Linked DNA regions of Mus musculus: regions 1 and 2 are each linked to region 3. Evidence: chromatin loops called from intact Hi-C (ENCODE). Cell type or tissue: left cerebral cortex. All regions are shown on one strand. Region 1 overlaps Dnmt3a (DNA methyltransferase 3A). Region 2 overlaps Dnmt3a (DNA methyltransferase 3A). Region 3 holds the start of Dnmt3a (DNA methyltransferase 3A).

Region 1 (8,000 bases), 64 kb after region 3:
GTGTTTGTACCGGGCTTCACAGTTTACACCTCGCCTCCTCCTCCATTATCACATTTGATCCTCCGGGGCCTGCCAGGTTGCTTTGCATATGTGCATTTTAATTTCAAGAAGTCTTCCTTCCAAGTGTGTATGATGGGATGAGTAAATTGATTAATTGGCATAACTTATTTTGTACGAATCCAAACCTAATATTTATGCAGAGGAGGGAACATTTCCAGAAAAGAGGTTTCCAAACTTATTTTGAAATCTCTTTCATTCATTATTCAGCAAATATTTAAGCTCTCTCTGAGGCACTTTGCATTTGTTGTTCTACTTTCTGTTCCAAACGATCTTGTTCAAGAGGTTTGATTAGCCCCCTCTTAACCAGGAAAAAAGTATAGCTTAGAAAGTGACTTGTAGCCGGGCGTGATGGTGCACGCCTTTAATCCCAGCACGCGGGAGGCAGAGGCAGGCGGATTTCTGAGTTCGAGGCCAGCCTGGTCTACAGAGTGAATTCCAGGACAGTCAGGGCTACAGAGAAACCCTGTCTCGAAAAACCAAAAAAAAAAAAAAAAAAAGTGACTTGTTTCTGGCCTCCAAACCTGGCCTCTGACTTTCAATACTTTAACTTTTTGTTCTTGGAATTTTTTTTTTTTTTTTAAGGGTCTCACTGTGTAGCCCTGGCTGGCCTGGAACTCACTGTGTAGACCAGGTTTCAAGCTCAGATATTTGCCTGTCTCTGCTTCCTGAGTGCTGGGACTAAAGGCATGCACTATCAATGCCTAGCCTAGACCTCGAACTTCTGATACTTCTTCCTCTACCTCCGGAGTTCTGGGATTGCACAAGTAGGCGCCACGATGTATATTTTATTATTTATGTGCGTGTGTGTGCGTGTGTGTGTGTGTGTGTGTGTGTGTGTGTGTGTGTGTGGCACTTGAGTATGCCACAGCATACATGAAGCGGCCAGAGGGCAACTTGTATTCTGTTCTCTCCTTCCATCGTGTAAAGCCCTGTTCAAACTCAGATTGTCAGGTCTGGCAGCAGGTACCTTTATTTCCTGAGCCATCTTGTCTGGCCGTCCCTGTTTTTATATGGTTCTCAGGCTTGGACCCAGGGTATCAAACCCAGGACTTCATGTATGCTGGGCAAAGCACTGTACCAACTGAGCTGCCTTTAGAACCCAGGACTGGTTAACCTTTACTCTTGAGCCTCTCCCCTCTGATCTGATGCTCTGTATCGTATGGATCTTGAACTGTCCAGGCCTCATAGGAGTGTTGAGAGCTCGTGAACAGAGAGAGAAGAGGAAGCAGAAAAGAGCCTTGGAATGAGGGGAACTATCTCCTCACTGAAGTCCTCAGCTGAGATGCAGTCATTGTCAGCTGACTGCTGGAACTGTGGCCAGACCCCATACGCCAACACACAGGACAGAGCCTCCAGGAGGCCACTGCCCACCTCTCTTGGATGTCTAGGGTCACCCAGGAGTGAGTCTGACCTGACTCCCCAAGGTCAAATGGAAGTTGAGACTCGGAGTGTACCTATCCTGCTCAGACTTTGTCTGAGTCCCCAACCCAGGTCGTCACCTCTTCTTGAACATTTCTTTACCTCTTAGACCTCTGCTGTTTGGTGGCCTCCCTTCATCTCTTCAGATCTGTTTCGCTGGCCTAAGAATTGTCAGAGCAGGACCACTTCCTCCCCACATCCGAAGCAGCTTCCAACCTCTCACCCCCCCTCCCAGACCTTGCGAACCCCTGGGAATCTAGGTGGAAAGTCATCACTTCCAATCACAGCCTGCCAGGTCAGCTGTGAGACGGCGGCCAGGAAAGCCTAGTTTGGCCACCTGCCACCCAGTGCCTGCCACATCCTTCCTCCTGGCTCTCTCCACTGCAGTCTAGTGGCTTCTGTCAGGTCCCTGATGCTCTGTTCTCACTTCTTCCCCCGCCACTGCTCCTGTGACAGGCCTCAGCACATCCCTTGATAATGACCAGACAGACAGGGCCAGCTTCAGTTCTCAAGTCCTGGCTGCTGTGGCTCTGTATCTGTCCCCTTGCCCCAGGAACACTGTCCTTCAAGCACAACAGCACATTTGGCTCTGCTGTCACTATTTTGTGTTGTTTTGGAGAGAGGAGGCTGGCCTAAAACTTGATAAGCGGAGTGTGACCTTGAACTCCTAAATTTCCATCCTGCTCCCAAATCCTGAGATTTGAGCACCATAGCAGTTACCGCAGTACTGGGCGTCTAACCCAGGGCTACTTGTCTAGTCCTCATGACACATTTGAAAGCACACAGTCTCTAGCCAACTGTGAGGTCCTTGAGGACAAGAGCCAGGTTTCTGTTCAGGATGGTTTCCACAGACCAGCACAAAACCTGGCACACACCAAACATGTCTAACGAACACTTGATGGCTGACTGAGTACCTAAGAACTTGGATGCAGACAAGGAAGCCCTGGAGATAAATAAACCCTCAAGGTCAAAGAGCAGCCTTAGAGCTTTGGCTCCATCCTGCCAGGTGGGAGGCACTGTCCTGGTACCTGCCTTGTTGTGATCCCAGCACCCTCGAGGTGCATTGAAGGAACACAGTATCTGGCTAGGAAAGGCACTGAGCTCTCTGAAATATGTGCCACTGTGAGCTGCAGGCATCCTGGAAACCCAGGTGCCTGCCTCTACTGTACAGTGTGCTCTACCCCACTGCTCAGGGTCCTCTGGCCAGCTGTGGTCCATAGTACCTGGGAAGCCAAGACGCAGAATCTGTAGCTCTCCCTCAAAGATCCTCATGCTTTCTGAGAGCCCTCTTCTCTCACTTCAGCCTTGGGCCATGTGAAGACGACCTGATTTTCTCTGCTTTTCTTATGGGGAAAAAAGTAGGGAAGGCAGGTGTGGCACCTCACACTTGTAGTCTCAGAACTTGATAGGTGGAGGCACGAGGGTCAGAAGTTCAGGTCACTCTTGTCTTATAGCTTTGGAGGCCAGATTAGGATACATAAAACCTAGTAACGGAGGAGTGGGCTGAGAGTCAGCCAAGGCTGCTCTGCTCAGAGTGAGCGTGAGGACAAACACGAGCCAGTAACCATGCTTAGAGTAAATCTAGCGCCTGCCCTGTCACCTGGATATTGTCTCACTGTAAAGAGAACTTGGAGTAGTCTTTACTGGATAGTCTCTGGCCAACAGGTTAAGTGCTTGAAGCCCCTGACCTCCTCTGTCCCCAGGACCTGAGGTAACTTGGAGTCATGTTCCTGTCCTCCAGAGCCACTCTGGAAGGCACAGGCACCTAGCCCAGGGACCCTGAGTCTGAGCCAGGAGCATATGGGAGTAAGAGCTCTGGTGTTCAGAGACAGACAGTTTGTGGTCTGCTGGCCAGACTGGAGAGGGGAAGAGTGTTTGCGTGAGCGCGTGCGTGCATGTGACTGACAGTGAGAAAGCTCATGTAGGTATGCGCAGTCTTTCAGGGAAAAAATTCCAGAAAGAAGCCAGTTGGAAACTTTTTCAAGAAGTCTCCATTTGGAAGACTCCGGGCCTGGATGACTGGCAAAGGACACAAGGGATAATGGTGGCAGTGCAGGTCAGTCAGAAGCCCTGAAATCCACTCACGGCCTCTGTTGCCTGTTGTGAAATATTTAGCAAACTCAACCATGTCTTCTTTTCAGGTAAAATTTTCTTGTAGTCTAATGAATAAATCAGGCCAAACAGTGGTGGCCCACACCTTTAATCCCAGCACTCAGGAGGCAGAGGCAGGTGGACTGCTGAAGTCAAGGCCAGCCTGGTCTACAAACTGAGTTCCAGGACAGCCAGGGCTACACAGAGAAACCCTGTCTCGAAAAAAACAAAAAATAAAAATAAAAAATAATGAATAAATCAGTCCTGGTAAACGTAGTTAAAAAACACTGGGGTAGGAAGGAGTGATATTCAGGAAACTCCTAGGTCCCGTACATAGTCTAATAGCCTGGGCCAGCTTGGATTCCTCACTCACTACCCTCCTCTGGCTGCTGCATGGTTGCTGCAGCAGCTGTTGCAGCCTCAGCAGGAGCCGCGATCCAGGGCAGGCACCCCCTTCTGGCAGCCTAGGTCATGGGCTGAGCACCGAGGTCCGAGGGAGGGGCTTGCCCTAGAGGTGGGAGGCCCAGAGCAGGCCTGAGGGGGAACCCCGTGGAAAGTGGGGAGCAGACTTGTGGGTGAGAGGACATGGAGGAAACGGGGAGGAAGAGACGTGGTGGATGAGATATGCCTTAAAAGGCCAACCACGTACCCTGTACTGGGAGGGCGTACACCCCCCACCCACACAAGGGTTACAGCCACCACGCTCCTCCCACACACCACCTCCACGAGGCCCAGCGACACGCCTGCCTACCACGGGGTTCACAGCCCACGGGGTAACCAGCAGGGGCTCTGCCCTCCCCTTCTTTCTCCCTCCCTCCCTCCCTTCCTCCCTTCAGCCCCTCTAGATGGAGCCCGGCACACGTGGCGATACAGAGCGTTCTGGGCAGGTGCAGAGAGAAACCTCAGGTCTGTCTGTTGACAGTAGGGGAAAGATCCAAGCTAAAGATTCAGAGCCATAAATGCTGTGGGTGGTTTCCACTTCTGAGCTAGGAGATGTACCAGGGGCTGTTTTTTTTCTGTTTGGGGCTCTTTGTTTTCGTACCCACCCACCTCCAACCCCCCACCCCATGCACACCAAGCTACATGAGCCAACCTTAGCGACCTTCCTGCTCTGGGCCCAAGCCCTGTATTTTCTCAGTCTCAAAGAAAAGAATTGAGGCACCTAGGTGAAGAAAGGCGGCCGAATTTTCCCTACTTAATAGGAAAAGCCATACAGCCAGCTGCCTGCCGCGGAGCTGCCGGGAGAGGAGCCAGAGAAGCGTGCAGAAATGGCAGGAAGATGTCACTGCCCTCGTGTCCGGCCTATGCGGGCACAAAGAGTCCTTCCTAAAGATGGCGCTGTGGAGACCGCTGCTCCCAGCCCAGATGTCCCTCCCAGGAACTGGGATCAGTGCCCAGTCCCGGAACTTTGAGAAAAGCCAAAGAAACAGAGAAACGTGTGCATCAGGGAGTTCCTTAGGGAAGGGAAGCATGCTGACAACGTACCTACTGTGCGCCAAGCCCTGTTCATGCACTCATTGCTCACACCAGTCCTTAGAACATGTCACTTTGGATCAGTGAGGACACAGCAGAGGTTGGGGGGGGGGGGTCATGGTGAAGAGGGGATCCAGACTTAGCTGGGTGGCACATACCTTTAATCCCAGCACCTGAGAGAGGCAGATCTCAGTGAGTTTGAGACCAGCCTAGGCTACAGAGCAAATTCCTAGACAGCCAGGGCTACATGGAACAACCCTGTCCCCATCCCCCACCCCCAAAAATCCTTATCTTAACCTGAGAAAGAGCCAGGAATGGAGGGCAGTTTCCATGTTGGTAGCAGGGCCATACCATTTAGAACTGTTTGTAATTGGAGCTGTTTCCTGGGGTCTATTCCCACTGGCCCATTGTCTGTGCCCCAACACCTTTTCCTACCCCATGAGAAAGGAGTAACAGCCTGGTTCCTTCAGCCCAACCCCTGCTCTGCCCCTCCACCCTCCTGCCCCTGCTCTGCCCCTCCTCCCTCCTGCCCCTCGCTCTGAGTGAGGGCTGGGGTCAAGCAGCAGGTGATGGCTACTTCAGAGCCCCTTTTGTGTACTTGAGACCAGGGTCCAAAGGCCAGAAGCCATGCCCCTGAGTTCTGTCTTCTTCCTGTGTTCTTGGGCCCGGAACCTGGACCAGGGTCTCTTTGCTCCAGGCCTTGCCTGGCACACGGGTATGGTCTGTGTGGACGGCACATGAACAAGCAAACACTAGGAGGACCCTGATCCCATGGAGGCCCCCAGGCTCCTCTGAGCCACCCCCGTGACTCCGTCAACAGTCCTCTTGTTCTTCCCTTTCCACAGGCAAAGAACAGAAGCAGACCAACATCGAATCCATGAAAATGGAGGCAAGTGTTTTCCTCACCCACAGGGGCCCTGTGGGTCCTGATTCTAGAAGAAAACCACCTCTCTGATGGACTGTGGCGAGTGTGTGTGAGGGGCCCGAGGGTGGGTCCTGCCCCATCTTTGGTTGTTCCTTGTGAGAGGGAGAGGAAGTGGGGGTGGAGGTTGGAAGTCCCCTAGTGAGGCAGCCAGCTCATCCCCCTCCAGAGGTCAAGCACTTCCCCTCTCTGCCTTGTTCATGAGTCCCTGCCAACTCCTAATCCCTCCTCAGAGGGTCAGCCCCTCTGGCCAGGAACCAGAATTTCTATACTCTGGGATGAGTGACCCCTCTCAGTTTCCCCTCCAGGAGGAATGAACCCTGCAGAGTACCTGTGCCCACCTTAATACCTGCCTGTCTCTCTGTCCTAGGGCTCCCGGGGCCGACTGCGAGGTGGCTTGGGCTGGGAGTCCAGCCTCCGTCAGCGACCCATGCCAAGACTCACCTTCCAGGCAGGGGACCCCTACTACATCAGCAAACGGAAACGGGATGAGTGGCTGGCACGTTGGAAAAGGGAGGTGAGACGCCTTTTATCCTTGATGCCAAGTGTGGAACTGGCAAACCAAAAGCCAGTTCCAGCCGCCCTCTGGGACTTTTGTTGGGCTGTAGCTGAGACTGTTTCCCCCTACGGTTAACTCCTAGTGCTTCCAGGAACTGCTACTAGGCAGTATGAAGTTCAGTTGTCCTTTATCTTGTTATGGGTGCTAGCTGTGCATGAGGTAGTATGTGCACACAGGCAGGCTCTGTGCTTACGCGCTCTGGCAGCTGTGGATGGAGTTGATGTTCTTTCTGATGGCTGAGGACAGAACCAAGGGGAATCGGCGGCTCAGTGGGACCTGCAGTGCATGGGCAAGGCGGGTCTCTTGGAAGAGGTAACATTTGCATTGTGTAAGTGTCTAGAGAAGTGTGGACAGTGAAAGAAATGACTCAGGTGCAGGTGACAGCCATGGCGACAGGCACTTCCACTGGATTTTGGCGATGGGATCAAGGGCATGTTGATAGAAAGGTCAGAGAACTGCTACAGCCAGTACTGTAGGTCTGGCCTGGGCTGTTGCCTCTGATGGGAGGACTGGCTGGTGGGATGGCGCGTTCACTGTGGGATGCCAGGGAGCTGGAGGCTGGGCTTGGGACTGCAGAGACCACGGTGTGAGAAGGCAGGGTCTGTGGGGCCTACTCAGTAGAGGGCGGAGAGGCAGAGGCTCAGAATTTCATGCCCAGAGATGCCAACGATTTGGGGCAACGAGAAAGGAAGAGCAGCAGCCGTGGGGCTGAGGTTCCCAGGAGAGGTGCGTGTGGGCGAGTGGCTTTCTCATACAGTAGCCATGCATGCAGGCTGGGGCCATGCCCCAAGGTAGTCAAGCCTGAGAGAGCTGAAAGCAGCCCAGAGCTGGGAAAGGGAAAGGGGAAGCCACATAAAGATCTAGGCGTCCATTAGTCCCCTAAGGTCAGCTTTGGGAAGGGAGGGTGGTGGGTACCACGCCCACAGGGAGGGAAGGAAGCAGGGTTTTGACCTCAGACTATATGACAGTATGTGCTTGCTGGTCCTGGAGAAAGTTCCAAGCAAGGGGAGGGAAGGGTCATGGTTCTGGCTGCTTTATTGTTTCCAGTTCCTTTGGGATCCAGGAAGGCAGAAAGCATGCTTCTGAAAGTCTGGAGAAAGGGCAGCTCGGTCAGGGTCTGAGAGGGGCGCTTTTAGCGCTGAGACTGCACGGTACAGCTTCAGACAGTGAGCTGCTCTTTCTTCTCTCGGGACCTTGGGGATCAGAGAGGGTCTGCTTCACACCAGTCTGTGTAGTGCCTCTGCTCTTGAACCCTGAGGCAGAGGTGCTGAGGTAGGTAGACCTGGGCCTGGTCTCCTTCAAGCATCACGTGGAGGCCACCCAGAGCCACAATAAGAAGGATTTCTCCCACTCCCAGAAAATGAAGTTTTTTGGTGTTTTGTTTTGTTTTGTTTTGTTTTGTTTTGTTTTGTTTTTCGAGACACGGTTTCTCTGTGTAGCCCTGGCTGTCCTGGAACCCACACTGTAGACCTGGCT
Region 2 (8,000 bases), 48 kb after region 3:
GCTAGACTCATCCCTGCCTGGCACCGTGGCAATCACAGTTTGACAGGAGAAAGGATGTCATGGTTGGCGCTTCTGAGCTGTGTGACCTCCCTGATAAAATGGGCTGTCAGGAATACCTGTCCTGTGTACCTCCTGGGGTGCTTGCAAACAGCACAGTGGAGCCCAGATGGGCAGCGTGTGCCAGATAATAAACTTGCATAATTTCAGTGTCCACAGACCAGGCTGTGGGCTTTTGGGGTAGGGCCAGCACTGACCTCTCAGTGCACATTATTCAAAGCATCAAGTGGATGTGGTCCAGCTCTGGGTGACACTGCAGCCACCTGTACTCTGAGGAGAGGCCCCTTGAAAAGCTGGTGCCACTGAGGAGTCTGGGACATAAGATAAAGGAGACTTGGTTGGTAGAGTGCTCACCTCGCATGCATGAAACACTGGGTTGGATCTCAGTTCTGTATAATATTGGGCATCGCATGGTGGCACTTGGGTGTGGTGGCAGGATTAGAAGTTCAAAATCAGAAGGTGGTAGTGGTGCACGCCTTTAGTCTCAGCACTTAGGAGGCAGAGGCAGGCAGATCTCTGTGAATTTGAGGCCAGCCTGTGAGTTGCAGGACACCCACAGAGAAACCCTGTCTCGAAAAATGAAAAAAAAAAAACAAAAACAAAAACAAATAAAACAAAATAATAATAATAAAAATTCAAGGTAAGTTGGGCGTGGTGGAGCACGCCTTTAATCCCAGCACTCGGGAGGCAGAGGCAGGTGGATTTCTGAGTTTGAGGCCAGCCTGGTCTACAAAGTGAGTTCCAGGACAGCCAGGGCTACACAGAGAAACCCTGTCTCAAAAAAACAAAAACAAAAACAAGTTCAAGGTATTCTCTGTTAAATAGTGAGTTTGAGGCCAGCCTTGGCTATGTGAGACCCAGTCTAAAGAGTTAAATTTAAAAAAAAAATTTTAAAGATTTATTTATTTTATGTATGAGTACACACTTTAGTTGTACAGATGGTTGTGAGCCTTCATGTGATTGTTGGGAATTGAACTTAGGACCTCTGCTTGCTCTAGCCAACCCAACTTGCTCCGGCCAAAGATTTATTTATTAGTATAAGTTCACTGTAGTTGTCTTCAAACACACCAGAAGAGGGTATCAGATCTCATTATGGGTGGTTGTGAGCCACCATGTGGTTGCTGGGATTTGAACTCAGTACCTTTGGAAGAGCAGTCTTACCCACTGAACCATCTCACCAGCCCCTAAAATTTTTTTTTGTAATGGACTGGAGAGTTGACTTAGCTGGTGCACCTGTTACTCCTGCAGAGGACCTCCGGTTTGACTTCCAGCATCCATTGGTGGCTCACAATCATATGTAACTCCAGGTTCAGGGGACCAGATACTCTTTCTGACCTCCAAGAGGACCAGGCAAGAATGGAACTTTATGTGTTGGAGGGAACAGAAAGTCAGCTTATAGACTGCGGCTTTTACTGGCAGGCCACCTGGCGATGTTTCCTGTTACTGCAGGCTACTGATGGCCTCAGTCTGGGTTCCTAGCTCTGGTGGGGCAGGTGCGGCCCAGGTTTTCTCCTCCCTCCTGGTGTCCTTTTCTCCTTTGCAGCAGCGCTCAGCAGGCTTCTGTGGGTCTGCTGCAGCCCTGGAATTAGATTCCCTAGGAGCTCTGGAGCAGCCCTGTGTGTCCCAGGCAGGTCTGAGGAAGGGCAGTGAGCTAACGAAGGGGAAGCCGAGAAAGAGGCCAAGTGTGGCCAAGGAGGAGAACTTCGATCATGCGAGCTCTACTCTGCAGCACTGGACAGAGGAGTTCAACTACACATCTGGGCCTCCCCAGCCCCCAAATTAAACACCTTTGGCGCCTTCTCAATTTGTCCCCAAGCCTGTGCAACAGATTCTTAGACATCTGTCCTTGGGTGCTGCTGTGTTAGTTTCCTAGCTAGAGGAGCTCACTTCCCAGAACCCACTGTTGCTTCTTGCCCTTCACATGGAAACTTGCCTTCCAATCTAGAGTCCTGGAGAGGCGTAGTCACAATAGTAAGCTGCTTAGCAGGTCTGTTCTTGAGAGTCTGCCATCTCTCTCTCTGTGTCTCACTGTGTGTGTGTGCGCGTGCGCGTGTGCGTGTGCGTGTGCGTGTGTGTGTGTGTGTGTGTGTGTGTGTGTGTGTGAGAGAGAGAGAGAGAGAGAGAGAGAGAGAGAGAGAGAGAGACAGAGAGACAGAGAGACGGAGACAGACTATGCAGCCTTGGCTGTCCAGGAACTCACTATATATTAACCAGGCTGGCCTTCTGGAGTACTGGGATTACAGGTGTGTGGTGTGTGCCACTGAGCCCAGCAGACTTCCATTTCTTTCTTTTTCCTTCTATTTTATTTATTTTTATCTGTATGGGTGTTTTTCCTGCAAGTGTGTCTGTGTGTCATGTATATGCTTAGTGCCCACAGAGGCCAAGGGAGCAGAGGAGGTGTTGGATCCCTTAGAGCTGTAGTTAACAAACGGTTTTGAGCTGCCATGTAGGTTCTTGGAATCTGAGTCCCAGGTCCTCTAGAAAAGTAGCAACCTTAATGGTTAAGCCATCTTTCCAGCTCTAGGACTCCCTCCCTTCTCCCCTTCCTCTGTGGCTCCTTCCCTTCTTCCTTCCCTCCCTTCCTCCCTTCCTTTCTTTCTGTTTTAGTTTTTCAAGACAGGGTTTCTTTGTGTAATAGCCCTGCTGTCTTGGAACTTGCTTTGTAGACCAGGATGGCCTTGAACTCACAGAGATCCATCTGCCTCAGCCTCTAAGAGCATGTGCCACCCCACCTGGCTCATGGACTCCATTTATCTTAAGACTGGAGAGATGGCTCAGTGGTTAAGAGCACTGGCTGTTCTTCCAGAGGTCCTAAGTTCAATTCCCAGCAACCACATGGTGACTCACAACCATCTGTAATGGGATCTGATGCCCTCTTCTGGTGTGCATGAAGACAGAGTACTCATACACATAAAATAAATCATCTCTTAAAAAAAAAAAAAAAAAAAAAAAGACAAGATCCAGAACACTGGCCCTGACTTTCTGGCTCCTTCTTGTCCCCTTTTCCTGCCCCCTCCACACTGTGCCCAACACTTAACCTGTCTTGGACAGAAGAACCTTGTATTCGTGCTGCCCCACAGGGTGCTCCAGGCACATTCTCCCTACTTGTGTGGTCTGATAGCCCTCCTTGCCTCTTCCCTTGGAGCCAAACCCCATCAAGCCTCGCTTGAAAGTGAAGCCCAGGCCTGGGGTGGGGGTGGGGGGTAGTTCAGCAAGCAAAGGTACTTGCTTGACCAAAATGGTCTGCACGCCTCACCACCAGAGCCATGGGTGCTGCTTGTCCGCAGAGAACTCTGAGTCAGTGTCTAGGAGCTTGAGGTTTCTAAACTGCAATCTCATTTATTTACTTATTTACATACTTACTCACCGAGTGGTACTCAAACCTAGCTTACACATCTTCAGCTGAGTGCTCAGCCCCTGAGCCCCACCTCCAGCCCTGGACACCCTCTCCCCTCCCATAACTCCTCCCACCCCTTCTTTTAATAATGAATATTAGTATTCATGTTTGTTGGTTTTTTTTTTAAACAATGATACACTTTCTTAGCAAATAGAGAAGTTAGAATCCAGCCCCATCGCAGCTCCCAGTGCTCTCCTAAATCAGATTTGCTTTTACTCTGGATAAGTAGAGCTTGTTCCTCCACTGGCTGATTGGTTTTTGAGATAGACACTTTGTAGCCTGGGCTGTCCTTGAACTTGCCACAATCCATACTGGCTCCTTTGCATGTCTGGCAAATAGAACATATTTCATTACCTACAATCGAGCAATGAGAATAAAAAGGCTAATAGCACAGCACTTTGTTGCCTGAAAAGGCCGGTTCAAAGACTTACTTCAGGCTAGCAAGATGACTTTGTAGGTAAAAGCCTGAAGAATCTCTGTGGGATGGAGACTGGCTCTCAGGAATTGTCCTCCGACCTTTGGAAGAGTGCCAATGGCATGAATGTGTGGTGTGTGTGTGTGTGTGTGTGTTACACATACACATATGCACACACACACAAATGCACAAGCTCTCACATACCCCAATAATAATGAAAAGACTCACTTCTTGGACCCCCTACTGTGAGCCCCCTGCTTCTCTTCTCCCTGGGAGCCTGGGTCCCCAAAGCCTTTTTAAGTTAGTATATGAATGCAGGGCTGTTTGAAAGCAAGCATACTGTCTCAAAACACCTCAGAGAAAGCTGAGGTCTTGGTGTGTGGCGCATTGGTAGCATTCTATATACATGACACCAGCACCACATAAACATGCCTGTAATGCCAAGACTTGAGATATGGAGGATCAGAAATTCAAGGTCATCCTGAGCCAGCATCAAGTTCAAGGCTAGCCTTGGCCACGTGAGACCCTGTCTCAAAAATAAAAAAATAAAAGAAAGAAAGAAAATGTAACTGAGGGAGAATATGACACAAATCCTGGGACTCCAGGTATAGCTGGGGAGGCTGGGGTGGTACAGAGCCTGGGAGGTGAAGCTGCTTCAGAGTAGGCCTGGGCCTGCCGTGTTGGCAGCATTGCCTTGGGGAAAGCTAAGATACTGCAAAGCAACAGGAAACAGGAAGCCAGCTGCTGGGCTAGGAGGGCCTTAGGAAGGGAGCTGGCACCTGGGCCAGGGCCTGTGGGCTGGGGAGGAGGAGACTGGCATGTAAAATCAGGCCTGTGTGTGCGGCTCAGTGGAAAGAAAGGGCTGGTGCCCTGCTCACCAGCTCCTGAAGACCCTGCACTGTGACAAGTGGAACTGTGGTCACAAGCCCAGACAGCTCTGCAGAGGTCTCTGTTCTTTGTGGGTAGTTCTAGCTGGAGCAGCAGAGGGACAGTTTCTGCCTTGGCCCACCAGACCCTGTGGTTGGTTGGTGGGGGTGACAGGCCCTGCAAGGTCTACACCCTGTTTGCTAGCGGCATGCATATCAGTGGGGATTTATACCCACCAACTTCCTCCAGGGTTATTTTTGCTTGGAGGGTGCATTCTGAGGTCACTCTTGCTAAGAATAACCCAGCAAGGGCGGGAGGAGGAGTGGGTGGGAGCTGGCGCCAAGCTCAGCTGAGGCAGGCTGGGCTACTTACTCCACAGCAGCCTCCTGCACAGCCTGGAGGCAGTGGGTTACAGAGGGCAGTGCTATAGGGCAGAAGGACAGAAGCCAGGGGAAGCCAGGCAGCGCTGGGCTGAGCCTCCACTGCCTGGGCAGTTTTCCGGCTCCCAGGGCTTTGCAGTGTGGCTTATTTTCCAGTCTAAGAGCCATTTGGTTCTTCTCCAACAGAACTGAATCCTCTCCTCGTTTCAAGACCAGTCCTGCACTTTGCTAGCTCTTTAAGCAGAGGCTTGATGGCCGCTCTCCCTTGGTTTTAGGCTCTCTTAGTCCTGGGCTGCTGCTCCTGGTCACACCCCAGCAGTGGCCTTCCAGAAGACAGCTGGGATGGTGCATGGGGAGTTTAACTCTTCCTAAGGTTTGCCCTCCAGAGCATGCAAGAAAATTCTGAGGGAGGCCAGTGGTGGCGGTAGTGGGGTGGGGGTGGGGGGTGCCAGCAGGTGTGGACCTTGAGGGTCAAAGAAACCAGGGAAAATATACTGGGAAATGTGGGGCTTCCCTGGCCCTTAAAGGAGGGCAGGAACCAAGGGGAAGTGGCAGGTCCTGCTGAGGCAATGCTGAGCAAGGTGGGGCAGGCAGTTCCGTTAAAAATGAGTCTTATCTGGAAAGATAGTATGCAAGAGACCTGAGGGGGTTTACTGTTTATTTTATTTATTTTATTTTATTTTATTTGTTTTTGGAACAGGGTATCCTGAAACTCACAATGTAGACCAGGCTAGCCTCAAACTCCCAGAGATCTGCCTTCTCTGCCTTCTGAGTATAGAGATTAAAGGTGTGTGTGCCACTGTACCCAGCTTCTTGACAGGCATACACAGTCACACCTTGTATTCTAACTCTGTATCCTTTAAGGCCTGGGAATAAAGGGAGCATTGAGCAGAGGCAAATCCTGGCCTGGTGAAGGTATAGAAAAACAGAGTGTCCTTCGCTGGTCAGATGATGGAGTAAAAGGAGAAGCCCAGGCCCCGGCAGTGGCTCAAGAGGGACACTGTCAGGGACACTGTTGTCAGAGAGCTTCTGAGACAGAGCTGCTAGAGATCACTGTAGATGGCACTGTAGATGGCTGCTCCCGGCATTGGGGGTGGAGCTCAGGGGCAGAGCACTTGCCAGGCATGCTGGACTCCCCATCAACATGGGAGGAGGTTGGGGGAAGCATAGCTGGTGTTACTGGGGGATTATTCCAATGAATTTAAAAGAGTAACAAAAACCACCTTGATTTCTGCCCCATCTTGACTCCTTGCCAGAGGCACACAGTCTAGGGCCACTTGTAACAATGATTTCAGGTGTGTTGGTCCCAGCTGCTGTGTCCTCCTTGGGGTCCAGCCACACCAGCCTCTCTTCTAGCGTACAGCGCTGTCCAGTATGTGTTACCTAGGAGATGGCCTGCTTCCCTGTTGTTACCCTCACCTAGACACTGTGTACCTGAGATGCTTCACACTGGCTGCCAACCTGACAGGACTGAGACTCGTCTAAGAGAATAACCTCTGGGTGTGTCTATGAGAGATGCTAGTGTGGGTTCACTGGAGTTGGAAGAACCAACCAGGATGAGGGAAGCACCATTGCTTGTGTCGAGATCCTGAACTGGATAAAAACGGAGAGAGCAAGCTGGCTGCCGACATCCATCTCTACTTCCTGGCTGTGGTGCAATGTGGCTAGCTGCCTTCAGCTCCCGCTGATGTGATGGACGGCGTCCTGGGATGAACCTTGCCTTCCTTAGGTTGCTTTTGTCAGGTGTTTCGTTGTTGTTGTTGTTTGTTTTGTTTTGTTTTGTTTTCATTAAGAATATTAACAGATGCAACACACACGGCAGCTCTTTGCACCTCAGGAAAGACATTATCTGAGAAGCCAGGAAAGGATAGGGAATGACCAAGTGGAGGGGACAGTGCTAAGCTGGGACAGGTTTAACAGAGAGTGGCAAAGACTCTGGAGTGGCACTACTAGGGTAGGATGAGCATAGTACTTTAACCCCCTTGGCTTTGCTTTGAGAGGCATGGCCTCACCAAGGGCAGGATGGGCCAGAGTTACACTGCAGCAAAGTTAGCTGAAGCATGGCGTGGGTGGCAGGGACTTCGAACTGGTTAGCGTCTAGCCAGGCCCTGCAGGAGGATCCTTGATTGGCACCTAGTTCCCCCTTGAACTGGGGGGTGGGGGGTGGGGGGTGGGCTACCCTTCTTTTCACGGTAAAGCTTACTTGCCTGTGAGGGAAACTCAGCCTGGGAGGTCCTTCAGATGGCTGTCCTGTACTTGGGTCTCCCTGGGAGCTTTGCTGAAGAGTATGAGGGATGTGTGTGAGCAGAGGCCAGCCTTGGAGCCATCTTCCTCAGATGGATTCCACATATTGCTCGGGAGCCTTGAGACAATTAAGTTTTTTGATTCTATCAAGGAATGGATGCCATGTCCTTTGCTGGGTGCTAGGATCCTGGAGTAGAGAAAGGAAAGACAGAGCCCACAGTCCAGAAGGGAGGTACACTGTAAAGAAGCCATTACCCCAGCATGGTGAATGCTGGAATGGTGAATAGGAGCTCTGTAAACAGTGTGGCCTGTGGGTGGGGGTGGGGAATGCCACAGGGGACACAGTTCTCTGGATGAGGCTGGGCCCAGCAGCTGTCCACATCTGTCATCTATATGGCGAGGGCTGTGGGAGTGAAGCATAGGCCAGGGGTTACCATGGGGTGAAGAACTTCTATGTGGGGTGATGGTCAAAGAATATGAATGTAGTCGATGTATATTTCAAAATGGTTAAAAAGACAAATTTTATATATACTTTATCATGAATTTGGGGCGGGGCGGCTATTCTTATTTATTTGTTTGTTTGTTTGTTTGTTTGTTTGTTTTGGTTTTTTCGAGACAGGGTTTCTCTGTGTAGCCCTGG
Region 3 (8,000 bases):
CAGACAGACAGACAGGGTTTCAGTTAGCTCAGGCTGGTCTCAAACTTGTGATGACTTTGAACGTATGATCCTCCTTCTTCTACCTGTTACTTGCTTGAATTACAGGTGTGTGCTGCACCAGTTTCCTGCTCTGGTGCCCACTAGGTAAGCACTCTACTGACTACATTACATCCTCATCCTAACATGTCTGGTCTTTGCATGTGGTCCCAGATTTTGTCGTTAAATGGAGCTGTATGTCTGGTTTTATCCTTCAAGGACATGCCCATTGACAGGTGACATCCTCTGGTGCTTCCCCTTAGATGGTGGCTCTTTCTGTAGGTCAGAGGCTCTGGATACCCACGGGCACAGCAAACCCACAAAGGATCCATGGCACTTACAGTGACTTCATACTATTTTATTGGAGTCAAATGCACATAACACAAATGTCACTATTTTATCTGTATTAGCTCATACCCCACCGACCTATCTCTAGAAAGCATTCATTTTCAGGATGATGCTCTAGCAGTTAAACACTCTGCCATGCTCCCCATCCAGACCCAGGTAGCTAAGATTCTATTTTATGTTCACAGATTTGACTACTCTAGGCACCTCATGTAAATAGAACCATGCAACCTTGGTGTCTGTGACTGGTTCATCCGTGTTGCTTCCCTTTCAAGCCTCTGTAATATGCCACTGCATATATGGTAAGACATTATGGTTATCCATTCATCTGTTGGTAGGTGGACATTCAGGTTGCTCCCATTTGCGGCTACTGCAAATAGTTAGAAGTGTTGTTGCACAAACTCTACAAGCTCCCTCTTTTTACCCTGTTTGTGTGAGACAGAGTCTGCATATGTAGCTCAAGCTACCCCAAACCTCACCATGTAGACCTGGCCATCCTCCTGCCTCTGCCTCCCGAGAACTGGGATTACAGACGTATGCCTCCACACCCAGCTTGCTTTCTGTCCTTTTAGATATATACCTAACGCTGGGATTTCAGAGATACATGGTGATACTGCATTTGGCTTTTGGGAGAGTCACCAAACCACCCTAGAACTTGGTGTTTTTAAGCCACTGAGATATGGCACTGAGATATGGGAGTAGGTACCATGGGGATAACCTTCTCTATTGGAATGGATGCTGCATCCTCTGTCCAAAATGTCTAGGACCAAAGTAGGGGGTGTAGAAGCCTGTGCTCACTGCTTCCCTTTTTGTGACAAAATATGTCACAAGACCAGTCTGATCGGGGAAATACATCCTTGGGCTCACAGTTCCTGAGGGTTTAGTCCCGGGCCATGCTCCTGGGGCCGGCTGTGAGGCAGAATACTATGGTGGCAGGTGCAGATGGTGGGGGTGGGGGCTGGAGGAGCAGTCAGGAAGCAGGGCAAGGGACAGAGAGAGGCAAGGGATATCCCCCAAGAAAAGGTACTCAGTGGCCTAGGTCACCCAGCCAGGCCCCACTTCCCGCAGCTTCCAGAACCTCTCAAAACAGTACCACAACACTGGGTGTGGTGGCACACACCTTTGGTCCCAGCGCTGAGAGGCAGAGACAGATGGATCTCTATGCGTTTGAGACCAGCCTAGTCTCAAGATGAGTTTCAGGACAGCCAAGGCTACATAACAGAGACTCTGTCTCAAAAATAACCCAACAATAATAACAAAACCAAACCCCACAAAACAACAACAAAAGCCCACCACCTGCAGAGGGCCAGCCCTTTAAAGGGCCTGCCCATTAATGTGTGAGCCTATCTAGAGGGATGCTTCTTATTCCAACTGTGACAGAGCCTCAAGGTCAAGCCCGTCTCAGCAGCACCCAGCACTGATGTGCTTCCTCGCTGGACCAAAGACGCAGTGTTGGTGTCTCGAGCCAACGGTGACGCCCTGCAACTGCTACACACTGGTCCCAAGTCCCCTGACAGTTGCTGTGGGCCTGACTACATGAGCATCACAGACATCCCATGCTGTCATGGCTCCCCATGACAGCACCATCAGTACTGAATACAGACTTACATTTGGCTCTCTCATTTGGTCAGTTTTGGCTTCTTCCCACTGTAATATGCTGACCTGAGTCAAATGAACCTGGACTTAACTCTTGCTCTGCCACTTCCCAACTCAGGGTTAAGCCTGGATGGCTTTTAAAAATTGTGCATAAGCATGTTTTTCTTGCTCCTGTGTACCATATCCCTGCCACATCCCCTGGATCTGAAGTTAATAGTCAGTTGTGAACTGGCATGTGGGTGCTGAGAACTACACCCAGGTCCTCTGGAATAGCAGCCAGTGCTTTGGACTGCTGAGCCAGTCTCTCCAGCCTCATGGTGAGCTTTTTGTTTGTGGTGTTAAATCCTGAACCCAAGACTTGGAGGTTACCAGGCAAATGCTCTCCCACCAAGTTCCATCCCCAGTCCAAGCATGGGTTTCTTCACTGAAAAGTTGGAGCAGTACAAGTCACTCGACAGATGGAAGTGTTTGGTGGCTGGTGGCTACTCTTTAGAGGTAGTGCCATATAACTCTTGAAGTCGAGGCCTTTCTCTAAAATGGTCTTGTCCTTAGTCAAGCTGGGAGCATCATTTGGAGGGCTATGGATTTGGATACAGGAAGCCTGCAGTTCATACAGTCATTCAACCAACATTTATGAGGACGTAGCATGTACAGGTGCTGAGCTGTATTGAAGGCAAACGGTGTCCTTGTCCTCACAGGGCATGACGAGTCCTAAGAACTGGCCAGGTGAAAGACTATGGGTGGCAGAAATGAACACCAGTAGTGGAGGGTGGGGGTGCGATATTGAGTGCTATTAGGAAAGGTCAGGACAGTTGCTTTGGGGTAGGGAAGACTGAAGTGTAAATGTGCCCTGCAAATAGGAAAGGGTGGTTCTGTATTTCAATGAATTAGGCAACTGTCCCTTTGATCCTCAAATGGGGTGAAGTGTTCTAGGTGGGGCGTGTTCTATGGGAACCTGCTTCAGCATTGAGGGTCTGCAAATAAGTGTGCCGTGGGTGTGGGAGATGCAACTCAGGACACTGGGGCACTGAAGGGCTGGATGGATGGTGCTGTCCAGTGACAGGAGGGAGGAGCCTGACAAGGAGGCTGGGAGTCAGGGGATTCAGTGCCAAGCTCCAGTGATGGTAGCTGGAGAGGTGAGCACTACAGACCCGGAGCCCTGAGAGCACCCCCACACTGAGGGAGCCAGGTCTAGTGCCCGTCTGCAGAGAATCTTGCAGCTGGAAGAGGCAGGCCTTCAATGTCATTTAGTTCAACCTTCCACCTCTTCAGATCTTTCCAGAGCCCACCTGAGGGCATCCAACTCTTTTTGGACACCTCAAGGTACGGAAAGCTTACTGCCTTCTAGGGAGCCCACTCCGTGGCGGTGCTCGATGCTCTAGGATGGCCTCGAGGCGCCAGGCGCTCCGACCTTGGCCCTGTGCAGCCGTCTGGCCACCGCGGCACCTGGCTGTGGGTGGCGACGCGGCTGAGCAGGCGCTGCTGTCCCCAGCCCCAGTGCTGAGGCGCGCAAAGCGCAGTGGGCTCTGGTGGAGGTCGGGAGAACTGCAGGGCGAAGGCCGCCGGGGGCTCCGCGGGCGGCGAGGGGGGGGGACGGGGGGGGGCAGGCACTTGACACCGGCCCGGGAGAGGAGGGGCAGCTGTCCCTACGACCAGTGCTGGATGCGGGGACCCAGCGCAGAAGCCGCGCCAGGTAGAGGGGCGCCGCAAGGTGGGGAGGTTGCGGCCGGGGGACCACCCGAGGGGCACAGGGCGGCCGAGATCGCAGCTCCGGCAGGGTGCCCGGCCCGGAGCGCCGCAGTCGGGGCGCGGCGGGGTCCCGAACCCGCTCCTCCCGCCGGGGGCGCTAGGACCGTCCGCGGCTCGGATAGCTCCCGCCGCGGCGCCCCGGGGCCCCCGGGGTTGCCTCCCGGGCGGCTCCGCAGCGCCGGGGCCAGAGCCAGCGCGGCCACGGGGGGCGAGCGGCGGGCGGAGGCCTGGGCGGCGGGCGGCCGGAGGGAGGGAAGGAGGAAGGCGGAGAGAAGAGGCGGGCGGGGGGGACCCGGCGGAGGAGGCGGAGAGAGGGAGCGCGACAGCGACGGAGGGAGGGAGCGCGGCAGGCAGCGGGCGGGCCGGGAGGCGGCGCGGGCGGCGGCGCGAGCAGAGGACGAGCCGGGACGCGGCGCCGCGGCAGCAGGGCGAGCCGGGCCGCCCGACCCGCCGGGCCACACGGTAACCAGCACGGCCTGCGGCCCGGGAGCTGAGAGGGCGGGCGGGCGGGAGGGCACAGCAAGGCGGTGGGGAGCGCGGCTCGGACCCCGCAACTCGGCGCGCGGTGCTGAGAGCGCGGACCGCCCGGGCCGAGGGTTTGTTTATGTCCCCGCCGCTCGCCCGCCGCTCCTCTTCTGCGCGCCGCCTCCGCCGCGGACGCCCCTCGGCGCCCCCGCCCGGCCCGGGCTCAAGTTCAAGTCCGTACAATGCCGCGGGGGGCCTCCGCCGGCCTGCGCGCCGCCCGACGCGCGCTGCCGCAGGGCCCCGCCGCCTCCGCCTTCCGGGCTCTGCCCCCGCCCGGGGGCCCGGTCGGGGCCTGCGGCCGTGCGCTGCGGAGTGCGGACGGGACCGGGAATCGGGCGGCGGGAGGGGAGAGGAGGGGGAGGGGGCGCGGGCGGCCGGGGAGCGCCGTGGCCACGGCAGAAAATGGCAGCCTGGCACGACCCGGGCCCCGCGCCCGCCCCGCCCCTCCCCCGGGCCTGCAGGCTCCGCGCGGCGGGGGGGACCCTGGAGGCCCCCGGCAGGGCCCAGGGGCGGCCGGGGCCCGCGCCGGGGAGCGCGGCGTCGCGATCTTCCCGCGGCCACCTGTGGCTTGGGGGTGCGGGGCGCCGGCGGGCCTGGGAGGGGCGCGCGCGTGGGGAGCGTGCCCGCTCGGGGGCGCACGCTCCCGCGGAGGCCAGGCGGAACGGCGTGGAGGGGGGGGCGTCGCGCCCGGCTCCTCCCTGCCCCCGCTGCGGGCCGTGGGAGCGGGGTGGTGGTGGCGGCGGCGGCGCCGCAGTATGGGGGCGGGGCGGGAGTGGGCGAGGATCCCCGGGCCGGGCCGCGGGGGACTAGAAGGTGCGGGGGCGGGAGCAGCAAGGCTGGAAATGTCTCCGGTGGGGATGCCGGGGTCGCCCCCTGAGGCAGACTCCCCTTGCATACACTCACACGCACCCCCGCCGGGCCGGTGTAGACGTGTCCTTGAAAGCTTCGCATCTGCACAGTGAAGGACGAGGCCTCGCCGAGGCTGCGGATCGGGGGTCTCAGTCCCCATGTTGCCCTCACCTCAGGAGACACCCGAGCCTCCGAGCGGCTCCGGCCGCGGTCCGTGTCCTGCCCTCACCCGGACTCCCTACTCCACGCCGTCTTGCCCTCCCTCGTTGGCGCGGACCGAGCTGGCGTGCGTCCAGGGCCCGCCCCCAGCCTCCCCCAACCCCTCTTCGCGGGGCCCGCAGCCCTATGGCTGCCAAACTTCATTTTGCTTTCCTGGAGCCTGCCTTCTTGGGGGCACCCTCTCCCTTCGCTCCCCACTCAGTAGTTGCTCTCCCCCTGTCTCTGCATCCCCTCCTCTCCTCTTTTCCTGCAAGGCCAGCTGAGTAGGTGTGGACACCCTGGGTGAGAGAAGGCTCCCACTGGGTTCTCAGAGCTCCCTTCCCGGGCTCCCAGGGGGAGCCTTCTGTGGCTGCACCTTGACCTAAGATGGCGTCTTGCACCCAGCTGGGCAGTTCTGACCTGCGTAGGGCTGGGGAGGAAGGGCGGGCTAGGGACTGCATAACTGCCCCCTCTCAAACCAGAGGGGACAGGAGCCTTGGGGAGGAGTATCTTCGGCCGAGTGACCCAGCTTGCCCCTCACTGCAGTGCCCAGAGACTGCCATCAGCATCCCCGGGGACAGTTCAGTCTTCATGTTTCACCCTGAGCTGCCAGCGGCTGAACCTCCTCCTGGGCAGGCTGTGCAGGGATTCTGGGATCAGGTGCTACTCCACTGTGCCTCCTCCCTCCCAGGCAGATGTGACAGCTGCAGCCTGGGGAGCTATTCTTGCGTTGCTGGGGTGTTAGGACTGACCTGTGGGATTTGGAAAGCCCAGCAGCCTGGCAGACCCTCTTTGGGCTATCCTCTGTGCAGACAGGGGCCATTTGCAGGTAGTTAGAGCAGTCACTTGCTTTTGGATAGTTGGGTTGTGTAAGTTCCTGTGGGCTTTGGGGGCAAGCTGACTTGTCCCCTCTGCCTCTGGGGTCCATTAAGGCCCTTGTGGAGCTGTTATTGACAGGTAATTCTGTCGAAGAGTGGTGTGTGTGTGTGTGTGTCCAGGTAGGGGCCCCCAAGCCAACTTATGTCATAGGTCTGGCACCTTCCTCCCCCTTCCCTGTGGCCTCCTTCTCTAGGCCCTGCTGCCTCTCAGAGCCCCCCCCCCCCCGCACTCCTCCCCCCCCCCCTCCATGCTTTATCTTTGCACCCTTCCCCCATCAGATCTGCAGCTCCTGATTCGTGTGCTCCTGGTGGCCCAAACTTTTTCTTGTTACTTGGCCCAGCCTCTCCGGTGTTCGCCAGGAGCCTAACCTGAGGAAAGGTGTGTTCCCTTTAGACTCAAGGTCTGCTTTCCACAGTGGAGGAGCCCAAGAGAGGCCGCCAATGGCCATTTGTCAGGGTGTCTGCAGGCAGGATTCCTCTGTGGGGTGGGGGTTGGATGCAGCTTGCAGGCCCATTCCAACTTTGAAATTCTATGGCTCTGATTTTCCTGGTGGAATTTCAGACCCAGAATAGGGCTAGAGTGGTATGTTTTCCCTCCACGGTAGTGGTCATGGAGAAGGTAGGGGCTGCCAGGGGTGGGCTTTGGCAGAGAGGGGAGAGATGACGTGTTGATCTGTCAGGTCTGACTGCAGAGGATGGAAACCACAGCTTCCCTGAAGCCTCTCCACTTGGTGCTCTCCTGAATGTACTGTGTGGAAATGTGTGTGTGGGTAACTTGCAAGGGTTGTCCCCAGTCCAAGCTGTTGTATGTCCCTGGGTCCCTAAAGGTAGTTCACCATCAGTTCCATGCCCGGTCCCCCATTCTTTCCCACAAGCCAGCAACGGACAAGATGGAGCTGAAGGATCCTTGTCCAGCCTCTCTGGGTGGGAGGAACTGAAGGTGATCTGCCTTCTTCTGAGTGTTCCGTTCATTCGACATTAGTGGTGCCCATGAGGAAGGCTACTAGACAGGCTCCCTACTCTCTCCTAGGATGCATTCTGTCCTAGCCCTTCAGTTGCTGGTTAGTCCAGTGGTTATTGCCTGCATGTAGGCCTCCGTTGAGAGAGCACCTGGAGAGTTCAGCTCTCCTCCACCCCCACGCCCCCAGACCCAAGTTACTTCCCAGATTCCCTCAAGATTTCCATCTCAGGGAGCTAGATAAGGCACACAGAGCCTTACCTTTCAGATGGGTGGACCCTCTTCTAGGATGTTCCCATGAACACTCCAGCCCTTAGGAAGGGACCTAGGAGCCCCTGGAGCATTAAGAGCTGGGTTGGGGTCTTTGTGGGAGAGGCCAAGCGGGTTCTGTCCCGTTCCTTATGTGGTTGGCTCTGCCTTGCAGGGCCTGAGAAAGAAGGGCTGTTTACCCCCCCCCCCCCCCAGCACTTACTGCCGCCTCCAGGTCCTGACCTAAGTCTCCTTCACCACCTCCTCCCTGCTGTTGATTGAGCAGGTCTGGCTGGTAGAAGTCAGAGCTGCAGTGTGATCCTTGGGGGAGTTGGCTCTAGCTCCATTTTAGAAGCCGGCAGCTTTCTCAGCAAGGCTGGGTTTCTACAGGAACTCTGCTGCTCCCGACCAGGGCTTTAATAGTAAATTAAAGGTGCCAGGCTCCTTTCTCCTGTCCCCTTTCCTCCTGTCCCCTCCTACCCTTGAGTAGGAGGGCCCTGCTCTGTAGTCAAGCTCTGTAGACTGGCCTTCAACTAATTTCTTAGCCTTTGTCTCCCAAGTGCTGGCATTATAAGGGGGTTTGTGTAAACTTTAAGGGCTTATTTAGGGTCATTTGT

Evidence for each region. Peaks named below come from ENCODE experiments on the same cell type or tissue, not always from the same donor. Only the 100,000 strongest peaks of a DNase experiment are listed, where the experiment ranks them.
Region 1: a loop joins it to region 3, with 3 times the contacts of the local background. A loop is called at or near these places in 8 of 42 quality-filtered maps.
Region 2: a loop joins it to region 3, with 2.3 times the contacts of the local background. A loop is called at or near these places in 6 of 42 quality-filtered maps.

The regions. Positions count from the first base shown.
Region 1 is chr12:3,866,947-3,874,946 of GRCm38, forward strand. It overlaps Dnmt3a (DNA methyltransferase 3A), which reads left to right. Exons shown (of 23, transcript NM_007872.4): 5 at 5,889-5,932; 6 at 6,336-6,482. Among named protein-coding and RNA genes, the nearest start is that of Dnmt3aos, 8.7 kb to the left of the region's middle. In left cerebral cortex, CTCF peaks have their summits at 4,042 (motif pointing left) and 4,885; DNase peaks (open chromatin) are centred at 1,847, 3,356, 4,504 and 4,922; H3K27ac peaks cover 4,093 bases.
Region 2 is chr12:3,851,232-3,859,231 of GRCm38, forward strand. All of the region lies in intron 3 of Dnmt3a (DNA methyltransferase 3A), which reads left to right. Among named protein-coding and RNA genes, the nearest start is that of Dnmt3aos, 7.0 kb to the right of the region's middle. In left cerebral cortex, CTCF peaks have their summits at 1,471, 2,936 (motif pointing left) and 4,982; DNase peaks (open chromatin) are centred at 4,695 and 5,036; H3K27ac peaks cover 3,563 bases.
Region 3 is chr12:3,802,933-3,810,932 of GRCm38, forward strand. It overlaps Dnmt3a (DNA methyltransferase 3A), which reads left to right and starts at 4,048. Exons shown (of 23, transcript NM_007872.4): 1 at 4,048-4,188. In left cerebral cortex, CTCF peaks have their summits at 3,493 and 3,693; DNase peaks (open chromatin) are centred at 3,107, 3,492, 4,042, 5,180 and 4 more places; H3K4me3 peaks cover 3,507 bases; H3K27ac peaks cover 3,359 bases.